2 separate regions of the Homo sapiens genome follow, and region 2 is linked to region 1. A link is a contact called in ENCODE Hi-C or POLR2A ChIA-PET data. All regions are on one chromosome and are shown on one strand. Each heading gives the region's core, a stretch centred on a gene start or an enhancer-like site at or near the end of the contact. The rest is flanking DNA. Distances are from core to core; before and after follow the strand shown. Region 1 holds the start of RBM46 (RNA binding motif protein 46). Region 2 overlaps LOC124900169 (a long non-coding RNA gene).

Region 1 (5,717 bases), core at 2,731-5,230:
ATACACATTAAAGGCTCCTTTTACTAGATAATGACTAGAAACATATGCTAGACTTTGTACATCTCAAGAAATCTCAATCAAAATATTATGAAAGCTTGAAATTACAGAAGTAAAAGACACACTGAAGAGTCACCAATCCTATATTCTCTTTAGAAAAAAAAACCCTTATCTCAAAGCCTCCAAAACAAAATATATGCACGTGTATAATTCACAAGAAAGTTCAAAATTACCTAACTTTAACATATTAATTTAACAAAAGTTTATTTCTAAAAGAGGCAAAATTCAAGAATAGCCAGAGAAATATAATCAAATCTAAAACAAGCATACAATACATTCATTCTAAAATACTCCAGAATCAACCTGTTACCTAAATATCCAAGAAAGCACATCTGTCCTATACATTAAAGCAAAACTGACATACCAATTGAGGCTTCCAGACTTAATTTGTCCTCTGCCACTTTCAGGTGTGAAGTCACACTACAAAGCGTTCTAAAAACTTATTTCCTTACCCTGCTGACCCAAGTAATCCAAGTAAGAGAAGGAGGGATCCTGAGTAGAATGTCAAAAATGGTTTTGCAGACAAAGTGGGAATGAGAAATTAAAAGTTGTGCCATATTTAACTCTAGCTTTCAGATATGTATTTTTTTCCCTAAACTGTAGACTTTCAAAGATTCCTCTCTAGCTCACTTTCAAAAGAAAAAATAGAAGGAAAAAACCTCTCTAAGGTATGAAGCAAAAGGCCAAGACAGGATAGCAAATCACAAGCTATTCAAGTAACAATGTGAATCAAGCCTTTATCTTTAAGTGCTAACTATATCTCCTTTAATTTTAACCTTCTTAACAATTATCAAAAATATGTATTTTCAAATTTGTACTGCCATTCAAAAATAGAAAGTATATTAATGAAAAAAGACAAGCACAATTTAAGCAAAACATTAATGAAAATTATTTAAAGGAACTGTGTCAGCTGTATTAAAACTACTTCAACTGAAACTTCATCTTCCAAGTTACTGTAAAAATTTAGAAAGCTGTGAAAGAGAACATTATATAATCTTACTGTGGGTTTTAAAAACTCAATGTAATAATGAAAAAAATTAAGAATATCAAAGCGTGCCTTTATAGGGGCACATTAAATGTTTATGACATTTCTTGAATTACATGGTACTAAACTCCTGATTTGTTAGCACTGTTGTCATTGAGTATGGTACATGGAAACCATGGTTGCCAGGTCAATGGTTGCCAGGTCAATGGAGGTTTTCTGTTTGTTTTTAAGCAGCAATTCATTTTAGTGACAGACTGCACTACAGCCACTACACTTCTCGTTCTTGGAAAACGAGAAGAGTTAATCAAAAGTGTGTGGACATGGAAGTCTAAAATTATTTCGAAATAAGTGTACAGATGGATCAGTTCAATTCCATTTTAAGTTGTTTTTATTAAAGAATGAGAGCACATTTTATTGCTAGAAGTTAAATATATAATGGATAAAAGTTTTAATATTAAGTTTAAATTCTGAATGACTTAAAAATTGAACTATTTAAAAAAACTGTAACTAATACTTTTAAAAAATACTGCTTTGAACACAAAGGTGTATATGCTGTTTGAATTCAGGATAAAGATATCTACATATTCTTGTCCAAATTAAGTACACCATTCCTTACACAAGGTCCTTCATAATCTGTTATTTTAAATCTGTTACCAATTTGAACATAGAGATCACATTTTCTTGCCTCATCAATCATCGGGTAGTAAAATGAGAAATAACATTCGGCATTAATATGCAAATCTGGACAATTTTTACAGCAATTACTTGATTTGTAGTCACAAACTCTACTTAAACTGACATGTCTTCCTTCTCCTAACAATAAAATAACACCATTAAACCTGAGACTTAATTTCAGTCCATAAACTGGGTTTGTTCTCGTTATTAATAATTCTTGTTTCATAATATATCCAGTAATGCATATATTTTAAGTGTTGATATGTATTATATTTGGCAATAATATTCAAGTACATTACTCCAACCTCTTAAGTGAAAATCAGCAATCAAAGCAGTGCCTTAAGCAGAAAGCATTAATATTTAGTGATTGCAGGCAGCACTGTCATCTTTATGTCTATAAAGATGCAAACAAATTTTATTAACAATGCAAACAAATGCAGACAGATGCAAACAAAGTTTAAAGTAGAATGTTTTAAACGTGTGCCCTGAAAACAAGTCTATTATTAGACCCCCATAAGGAGATTCAATTCTGAAAAGATCCAAATGGAAGTCTGTCAAACTGTATATACATCGTGGTGATTCTTGAAACGAAAATATCTTCCCATTATTTAAATAAGCAAAATTCTACAGACCCTTGAACATGTCCTTTATATGTTATTCTCCTTATACACGCAACATATCCTGCTTCCTGGTTATAACGCCATTCTCAAACACAAAATCAGGCCAATTTTTAAGAGAAGCCAAGACTTAAAAAGCTCGGCGGCGATGGCTCACGCCTGTAATCCCAGCACTTGGGGAGGCCGAAGCGGGTGGATCATGAGGTCCAGAGATCGAGACCATCCTGGCCAACATGGTGAAACCCTGTCTCTACTAATACAAAAATCAGCTGTGCGTGGTGGCGCGCGCCTGTAGTCCCAGCTACTCCCGAGAGTTTGAGGCAGGAGAATCGCTTGAACCCGGTAGGCGGAAGTTGCAGTCAGCCGAGATCCTGCCACTGCTCTCCCGCCTGGGAGACAGAGCGAGACTCCGTCTCAAAACAAAACAAAAAACAAAACAAAAAAACTCCTTATGATATTTCCTCTTTGATATTTGCCTATATTAGGATTACCACATAACATAAAGGTTACGGGGAATTTATCAAGAATGTAAAGACAGTTAAAGCTTAAAGAACTTAAATATTACCTAAGCTAAATTTACATAGGAGAAAACTGGTGCCCAAATAAATCAAGCAGCTTCGCAATATCTCAGAATATCAACGCCAGGATTAAATGCCGCTGGTTCTGTGGTTTTTCCAGCAGCTCCAAAGAAACATTTTTAAATTAGGGGTTTAAAAACTACCAGATGTTAGGAAACAAAGGCGGTGCCACGACGTGTGCTGCCGTCCGTGTGTCGGGGGAGAGGCGAGCTATCTTCCCTGTGCACCCGCGGCCTCCCACTGCCCACAGCCCAGCACACACGAGGTACTCGGGGAAGAAACAGGGAGACAAAGGCAAAGTAAAGTTCGAGGCTCAGTCCCGGCTAGAACTCCACGCAAACGACTAGGAGCCCGCTAAAGCTCACCCAGCCTGAATTCAATTCTGAAACCAGACTGCTGAATCTCACCCAGCCGTCGGGACGCCCCAGACGGCGTCCAAAGCCTCCAGGGGACGCGCGGACCCTACAACGGCCAGGCAGCGGCCCGGGCCTGCAGCGGTCGTTGGTCGTCGGCGTAAGCGTGTCAGGAAAATAACACGAAATGCAGCACAGGTGGGAAGCGGCCGGAAGGCAGCGGGGGAGAGCGGAAATAAGGCGGAGAGCGCAGGGCGCCGCGGGGCGGAAGAGGCCGCCAGACGCCCCAAAGAGACTGGCCGCTGGGCCCTCACCATGCAGCGCCTGGGTGACGGCGAGGGCGCCTTCTGGCCGGATGCTGCCGGGGCAGGAAGCAGCGTCTCGGACACTTGCCCTCCCACTGCTCGACGGGGCTGGGGAAGGACGAGGGTGAACCCCGCAGCCACCGCCGCCAGCCCCCACTGTGTATTCGGCGTGAGAGTGAGCCGGGCACTATCCAGCCGTTAGCAGTGGTCTGGTAGTGACCCCGTTTCCCCTTTCCCCTCCTCACCCCTTCGGGTCTTCAAATGTTGGTCCTAAATCCCGGGGCCCAACGACCAAAAACCGCCGCCACCGTTTAGGGGACCAGTCGGTCAGAGCGAGGGGGGGTCGTCGCAGGGGGAGGGTAGCCCACCGGGACCGCTCGCGCTGGTCCTCGTGTCTCCACTCGTTTCCCAGCGCGCAGCGCGCGCGGTGGCCTAAGCAGCCCCACGAGGAGTGGTGCCTCATCCAATCAGGGATTAGCTTCGGGGCGGGGCGAGGAGGAGAGAGTGGGGCTAAAGTTTAAATGAGGCTCTTGGGCTAGTCAAAGTGCTTGGAGTGACAGGCATTTCGAGCAATTGGGGTGAAGAGAGCGATTTTTAGGGTGTGGGTGGGCACGGAATAATAAATGAAGGTCCTAGGTGCATTGTTTAGGTGTTTGAAGACGAGGGCTGCAGTGTGAAATTCCGCACTTAAGGGAAAACATAGATGCATCGTAATGGTTCTTTTTCTTGTTTGATGTAGTTTTCTTGTAAACTGCTAGTTTGGCGCAAAACAACCACATATATCCGGTGGACCTTTGAAATTAAGGGCTAGGGGGAGGTGGGTTATAAAGCTAAAAGATGGATTTGCAAATAGGACTAGAAGTATAAAGTATAAGTGGTTTAAATGACAATGACTAAGAAAATGGGTTAGATGAGGAGAACTAGCGATAGGCTTGACGCTACCACTAATCAGCTTGCAGGGACATTTGGCAGAGGCGAACTGCCGAACTGGGTTCTATGCTCTTGTAAAACCAACTTTCACAGATAGGGTTGTTTGGCATTCGGTATGCATAACTTCAGTTTTGCTTCCTTTGAAGACAGCTCGAAATTAAATGCAGACAAGGAAAGAAAAAACCACCTTTAGGAACCAACTATTTATGTATAGATAATATTAGATTCATGGAATATTAGACAATAAAGAACCTAGCTCATGTTGATTCTCTAATTAACAAGGAACTTCATGCCCAGAATATTCACCGAGTAACACAGATCTCCTTATTCCCAACCTCAAGGTGATTTCTTCCACATTAACTCCTAATGTATTTTCTCCATATATTCAAGGAACTAATGAATGTCTACCAATTTAAATTTTGTTAAAGTATATTTTTAATTTTTAAATATACTACAACAGTGAGGAATTAGCAGGGACTTTGGAGCCAGACAGACCCTGTTTAAAGTGGGGATTGTGAGAATAAAATAATATATGATATTACCAAATATTGAGCCAGATGCCAGAAACAATCCTAAGGACTTTTCATATTTTCATTTAATTCTCACAGTAACTTTGGTAAAGTTACTAGCCCTACTTTGCAGACGGGGAAACAGATGCAGAAACCTTAAGTAGTTTGGGCAAAGTCATATAGCAAGTAAGTGGCTCCAGTTTGAAACCTACAGACATAATTGCTATACTATACTGTCTCAAAATACGTCCAGAAACAAGTAGAAAACTTGGCATAGTACTTGATGCACACTGGAAGCTCAACAAATATTTTTTGTAAGCCGTCTGCCCTTTAGTCAATGAATACAAGTGTCATTTTATATAAGATGTATGCATTCAAAATAAAGCAACTAGAAAACCTAGACTGATAGATCTAGTTGGCTTTGTTTGACATGTCACCAATTCTGTACCTCGGGAACTGTGATTGTTATATTGATTACTATTTTTTGCTGCTCTTTTATTTCTCCAGAAAAAGATTCTCCTCATTCTTCATTTTCATGTCGGTACCTTCTCAATTCCTAGTAATTAATTCTAAATACATGTGTTTAAGGTTAAATTATCTGAAATGAGGTTAGGCATATTAGTGGCAATTTAAAACAAGTAATTTCTAGGAATGGCTGTAAGATCCTTAAGGAGTCACTAGGTGGAGATGTTGTGAGGTACAAAGATT
Region 2 (5,436 bases), core at 2,482-4,981, 62 kb after region 1:
TAGATCACAGCAAAGCCCCAAACACACATGTACCTCATATCCCATTTATCCCTTGGAGGCCTCAGTGTCCAACTCTGCACAAAGAAATAATGCAAGAGATAGTATTCTAGCTATAGAGAGGGAACTGTGGGTAGGATCAATTCCCTTACAAAAATAGAACCAAATTTCAAGTAATGAAGAATGAAAATCCAATCTAATATTTAGAAACTATAAACATATTTTAACAGAGACTTTGTACATAAGTTCCAGTATTCTATTCAAACTAGCATCAAACTAAGCTCAATAGAACCACAGTATTCAAATCTGAATCACTTTCAACTTAGTGCTAGGTGAGGGCAAAGCCCAAAACCCACATGTACCACACACCTCACTTATACCTGGGAAGCATCAATGTCCAACTCTGCACAAACAAGTAATGCAAGGTAGGATGCCACCTGGTTGCAGGGAGACAGACTGTAACAGGCATTCCTTCCCAGAGGCATGGTGATGCAGTACAGTGCTCAAGAGCATAGACTTAGGGGCTGCATTGCCTGGGTTTGAATCCCAGCCAACCACTGTGACCTTAGGCAGATTATCTCATCACTGTGTGCTGTACTTCCTACCCAGTATCCTAAGTATGTTGCCAGGAGGAATAAGTGAATTAGTAAGTGCTGAAAAGCTATGACTGGGTCAGATAGACTTTCAGTAAATAATACCTGTTGAATGAAATGATTAGCTCAATATATGCTAACAAAGTCTTTCTACATGTAGAATACTGTGCTTGGATTTAGAGGCTACTTCCTATGAAGATCTTTAATATGGTTGAGGTAAAATTACTTGATAAGCTTTAAAAAATATGATACAGTGACCATTTAATTTCCCAATAAGCCTATGTCCTCTGTACTCACTTTCACATATTTAATCAGTAGTAAGTGGGGAATATATACTTATGCTATATTAAGTGCTGGTAATATGAAGTGTGAGACATCGTCTCTGCCCTGAAGGGCCTTAAATTGTAGCGGAGGAGGTAGGATATAATAAATAAGGACGAAAAAGGGGCTATGTATCCAGCAATAACTGCGTGGCATAGATAGAAAGTATATTTATATGGGTACTGATATACAAATGAAAAATTTTTATCTGTGGCCTGATTTTTTTTTAGTTAAACACGACTGACTCAATTATTTTCCCTTGAATTGCTGTTCCAGTTTTATATTATTACTCAATGCTTGGTATTTAATTGGTCCACTCTAGTTCCCAAAATTCTATTTCTCTGTGATTTGTTTTGTTATTGTCTTGTTTTGTTTTATTTTCCTCCTGAGTTTCAAAGCAACTGGAGTTCTGGATCTGTGTCTCAGTTCTTTTTTTTTTTTTTAAATCTCCAGTTCACTTTGTGCAGTACATTATATGTATTTAGCACTTACATTATATGTAAGTGCTAAATAAGGACATATTTTGTTTAATAAATATAATATATAGGAACCAAAAGTTAATCTGCAAAACCAAGTCTGAATCAAACCTCTTTCCAATTTAAAATATATAGAGATTCAGTTCAGTTTGCCTATCTACACTGGAGGAAGATGTAGACAACTGGTAGAAGGCATGAAAGAGAGATGTAAGAGTGCTGCAAGGTTTACAAAATAGATTTTATAAAAAGCTAAAGAAACTGGTGTTGTTTAGCCACAAAACAGAATCTAATGAGTGAATGTCACTCAACAGTTGTCTGGCAGATCAGTGCCACTGGAAGGAGAGTACAGATGATTGGCTTTAAACTCTATCCAGAATTATTTAAACCAAAAATTAGAAAAATATATAAACTGTAAAGTACTGCTACTCCAACAGTGGTCTGTGGGCAGACAGCGTCTGTGTAGCGTGGGAGCTACTTAGAATTGCAAATTTGTGATCCCCACCCCAGGCCTACAGATCTGTTTTAACAAGCTCTCCAGGTGACTCTAATGTAAGTGCAAGATTCTTAAGCAGTGCTCTAAAGAATCTTTGCTGGGGAGGGTGCACTTGAAATACTCATCAGGGAAGGTTGGGCCTTTCTTTTCACAAGATTGCTAATCTGAATAGCAATCTGACTGACTGAGTGATTATCTCTGAACACAATCTAACATGGTGAGTGCTCTATTCTTTAGAAGTGTTACTTGCCTGACCCCCACTGGACTTCCCAGGCACCCAGCCTGCCTCTCAGCCTCACTTATTCCTATGATATGGGAACAAGTGAGCGGCTCAGTTTCAGGAGTCTTGAGCACCTTTTGCACCTTGAGAGCATGGCTGTCAGCTAAAAATTCCAGGAGAAGCAGAAGTACTGAAAAATGTGATAGAGGGAGATAAAGCAAAATGTCAAGAAGATAAAGTGTGACACAAGTAGGGAAAATGGGTCAGGAAAAAATTAAAATAAGAAGTATGAACAAGAGAATAGAAGAATAAAGACAGGTGAGCTTATTTAAAGTTAGAATTGGGTTAAATGAGAAGCAAGGGAAAGAAAGGGAATTTAAAGGTAATATGTGAAGAGTAATGGAAAACCTATCTGATAGAGATGCTGTAAGAGTTAAGTGAGTCAGTATGTGTAAAGTGCAACCATGCTTGGCAAACAGTGAGCACTGTGTATGGGCTAGTTATGACTGTGACTTCAATGAATAAAAAGAGGTGGAAGAGTAAGAGGTAAGAAACCACATTAGTTAGCCATGCCCCACGGTTAATACAGGCACAGCCCTTTCTGAAGTAAGGTGATGAAACAGATGACTGACCTCTTAGAAACTTTCACAGTTAACAGTTATTACATGGCTAGTATGCTACACAGCACGTATACACACACACACACACACACACATACATGCACACATACCACTTGTGTATATATATATAATTATGTAGAAAATACCTGTGGTATTTAATACTTTTTTTGCAAATTGAATAGGTATTTTTATTGGCATGTCTAGGCCATTATTTTAAAAAAAATCATCTTTAAGTTACATGAAGAATAATTTAAAAAATAAATATTTATAGAGTAGCATAGCTACAAACAAATTTCATTAAATTTTTGTTTTAAAATGTAGACATACTTTAAATTTGACAAAAACTCATAAAAATAAAAAAATCCTGTTTTGGCTGACCTAGCATACCTAAACCCAATAGGGTGCCTTCTTAATTACTTCCTTTAATGTGTTGAACTTGGTTTCAGTATTCATTAGAGATCAGACTTTCAGGAGAATTTCTTATTAGCTTTGGCTAAATTATTATTGATGAAATGTACAGAAAAATAGAAAATATCAACTGATAATAGATAATCTTTTGAAAGTATTAAATGAGAATACAAGAAAGAAAATAGATCTCGTAGAATCTAGGAATGGAAACGACAGAGGATCAGACTAAGTCTTGAAACACATGAGTGAAATTCACCTCTCTCACTGGCCAATGTTGGTATTGATTGGCACCATATGGCTTGCTCAAAGCAACTAGAAACATATTTACTCCTTCCTTCTTAGTGAAGTTACCAGATGCCCCACCTCCGAAAAGAATATGATTTTTCTCCAATTTTACTTATCCAGAAAATAAAAATCTTAAATTTAAATGTATTGCAGCTTTCCTGATTGCATCATGATTGAGCACACCCAGGAAATGAGTCATTCAAAGATACTCAGAAAGATGCTTTGTGTGTTGTTCCCTGGTACTTAGAGAAAACATCAAGAGCGAATTACTCTTTCTACGGTGAGTTTATTAAGAAGAATAACAAACCATGCTCTTTGTTCTCTGGAAAATTTCAGCAATGTGTGTGTGAGGGTTGAGGTGGGTGGACGGTGGTGATATTGCTGACCAGAAGGTAAGCCATGTGGTGGCCACATGCTTCTCTGGTTGACAAAATCAGAAAGTGTATTTCTAGGTCTAGATATTTCCCAGGATTTAGCTTTTCAAGTGTAGATTCCAAGATTATCCAGACACTGAAAACGGCCATTCTACTTTTAAATTATTGTATTCTGGAGTAATGATTCAGTTCAACATCCCACACTGTTGGTGCCAGTTATCCAGCTGATTAGAGCAAGTTGTTAATGAGTACAAGGTTGGAATCACACAGGGTAATTAGTTTTCAGTCCCTTGTACAAATGGCTCTAATCTCAGGACGTTCAAAAAATGCATTTTACAAATAACAAAGGGGACAGGGTGAGAAAGTAGAACTAACTGGTAGAAATTTATCAATATCCTTAGAGATAAATAAATATATCCCATCTGCTTAAATACTCAAGTTAGAAAGTGGGCAGGTTTAGATGACACAAGCTTTAGGCCACTATATATGTTTTACTGAACTGTACAACCATCTCCTTCAGAAACCTAAAAGTGGGCACAAATATCTAACTCTGAGTCCTACTTACACAAGAAGAAGCATCATTCAATGCCAAATACTTAAGGAACTATTATATTCTTACGGAAAATATACTTTGTTCAAATGCTGAATACTCACTGAAATGGAAATTAAAGAGCAATAAAATATGTAAGGTTTGCTTTTGTTGGGGAGGGAAAAAATAGCTTCCCTCTACCTTCCTAGGTTCTTTTGCTGGGGTACCAATGAAATTGACAGAAGATAGATTAACAGGAGAAAAACCATATTTAATTTCTTATGTGCACACAGGAGTCCCACAAAATATGAGACTTGAAGAAGTACCAGATGATAGAAGCTTCTATTGTATCTTGAGCTACAGTAAAGGAATAGGGGCATGGTGCTTCTAGTGGATGGTAGAGAGAGGTTGCAGGAGGGTGAGGGGAGGAAATGTGTGATGAATACAGATTGTCTTATTATGCAGATAAAAAGTCTCTTAGGTAATAAAAGTTGTCTCACAGCAGGTCTCTTTCTGGTACAGATACTTTTACTCATGTAGACTTCCTTCATACATGTAAGTTTCTTTTATAAAAGGGGAGCTTTTCAGAGCTACTCCTGTGTCTGCAATTTCCCAGAATTTCCCACTCAATTTCCCACTCAATTTATGCAATTTCCCACTCAAAATATGCCAGAGAAGCAGATTCTGGTCACCTACAGTCATATTTTGGGGTGGAGCATCCTAAGCCCCAATGCTGTCTTTTGACAAAATGCCTCTATTATGATACAAATGAATTTCCTTGGGCACAGAAGTGTTTGTAAAAGGCAGAAAACTAAAAATAACTAGACATTTGGAAAGTTTATTAGTTAAGTCATTGAGAGTCATTAAAAATTTCCTTTTTGGGGGTGTGGATGAACAAGAAAATAATAATCTATCAATCAGAGCTGGATTTCAGGAAGTCTAGTTTAAGCATTATTTTAAATTATAGATTAGGAAAAAATAGTCGCTCAAGTCAGAGAGAGCAATTAAAATGCTATTTTAGTAGTCTAGTTCTAGATTTTCTAGACTTGTGTTCTGTGGAACACTCAGGAGATGTTAATTGATGTGGCATCAGAAAAATGCTTCCATTGTAAAATAAATT

The links. Hi-C counts contacts between places; a loop is a spot of excess contacts on that map. ChIA-PET counts read pairs that join two places held with the same protein, here RNA polymerase II (POLR2A). Pooled maps may share reads with other maps.
Region 2: a loop to region 1 is called in a pooled map, with 2.8 times the contacts of the local background. The contact joins the enhancer-like site here to the promoter of RBM46 in region 1. A Hi-C loop is called at or near these places in 1 of 168 maps with a recorded cell type or tissue (mammary epithelial cell) and 1 of 50 pooled maps. POLR2A ChIA-PET finds 5 or more read pairs at or near these places in 2 of 52 experiments (H1 and OCI-LY7).

What each region holds. Positions count from the first base shown.
Region 1 is chr4:154,779,535-154,785,251 of GRCh38, reverse strand. RBM46 (RNA binding motif protein 46) reads right to left here and starts at 3,980. Exons shown (of 5, transcript NM_144979.5): 1 at 3,816-3,980. LOC105377500 (a long non-coding RNA gene) reads left to right here and starts at 3,379. Exons shown (of 4, transcript NR_188451.1): 1 at 3,379-3,463.
Region 2 is chr4:154,717,531-154,722,966 of GRCh38, reverse strand. All of the region lies in intron 2 of LOC124900169 (a long non-coding RNA gene), which reads right to left. Among named protein-coding and RNA genes, the nearest start is that of LRAT, 24 kb to the left of the region's middle. RefSeq lists enhancers at 1,720-2,284, 3,347-3,848, 2,881-4,080. Within about 2 kb of position 3,731, at least 3 of the 41 ENCODE cell types and tissues checked have a DNase peak (open chromatin) inside an H3K27ac peak, as active enhancers do; they include mammary epithelial cell, where a contact is called at or near this core.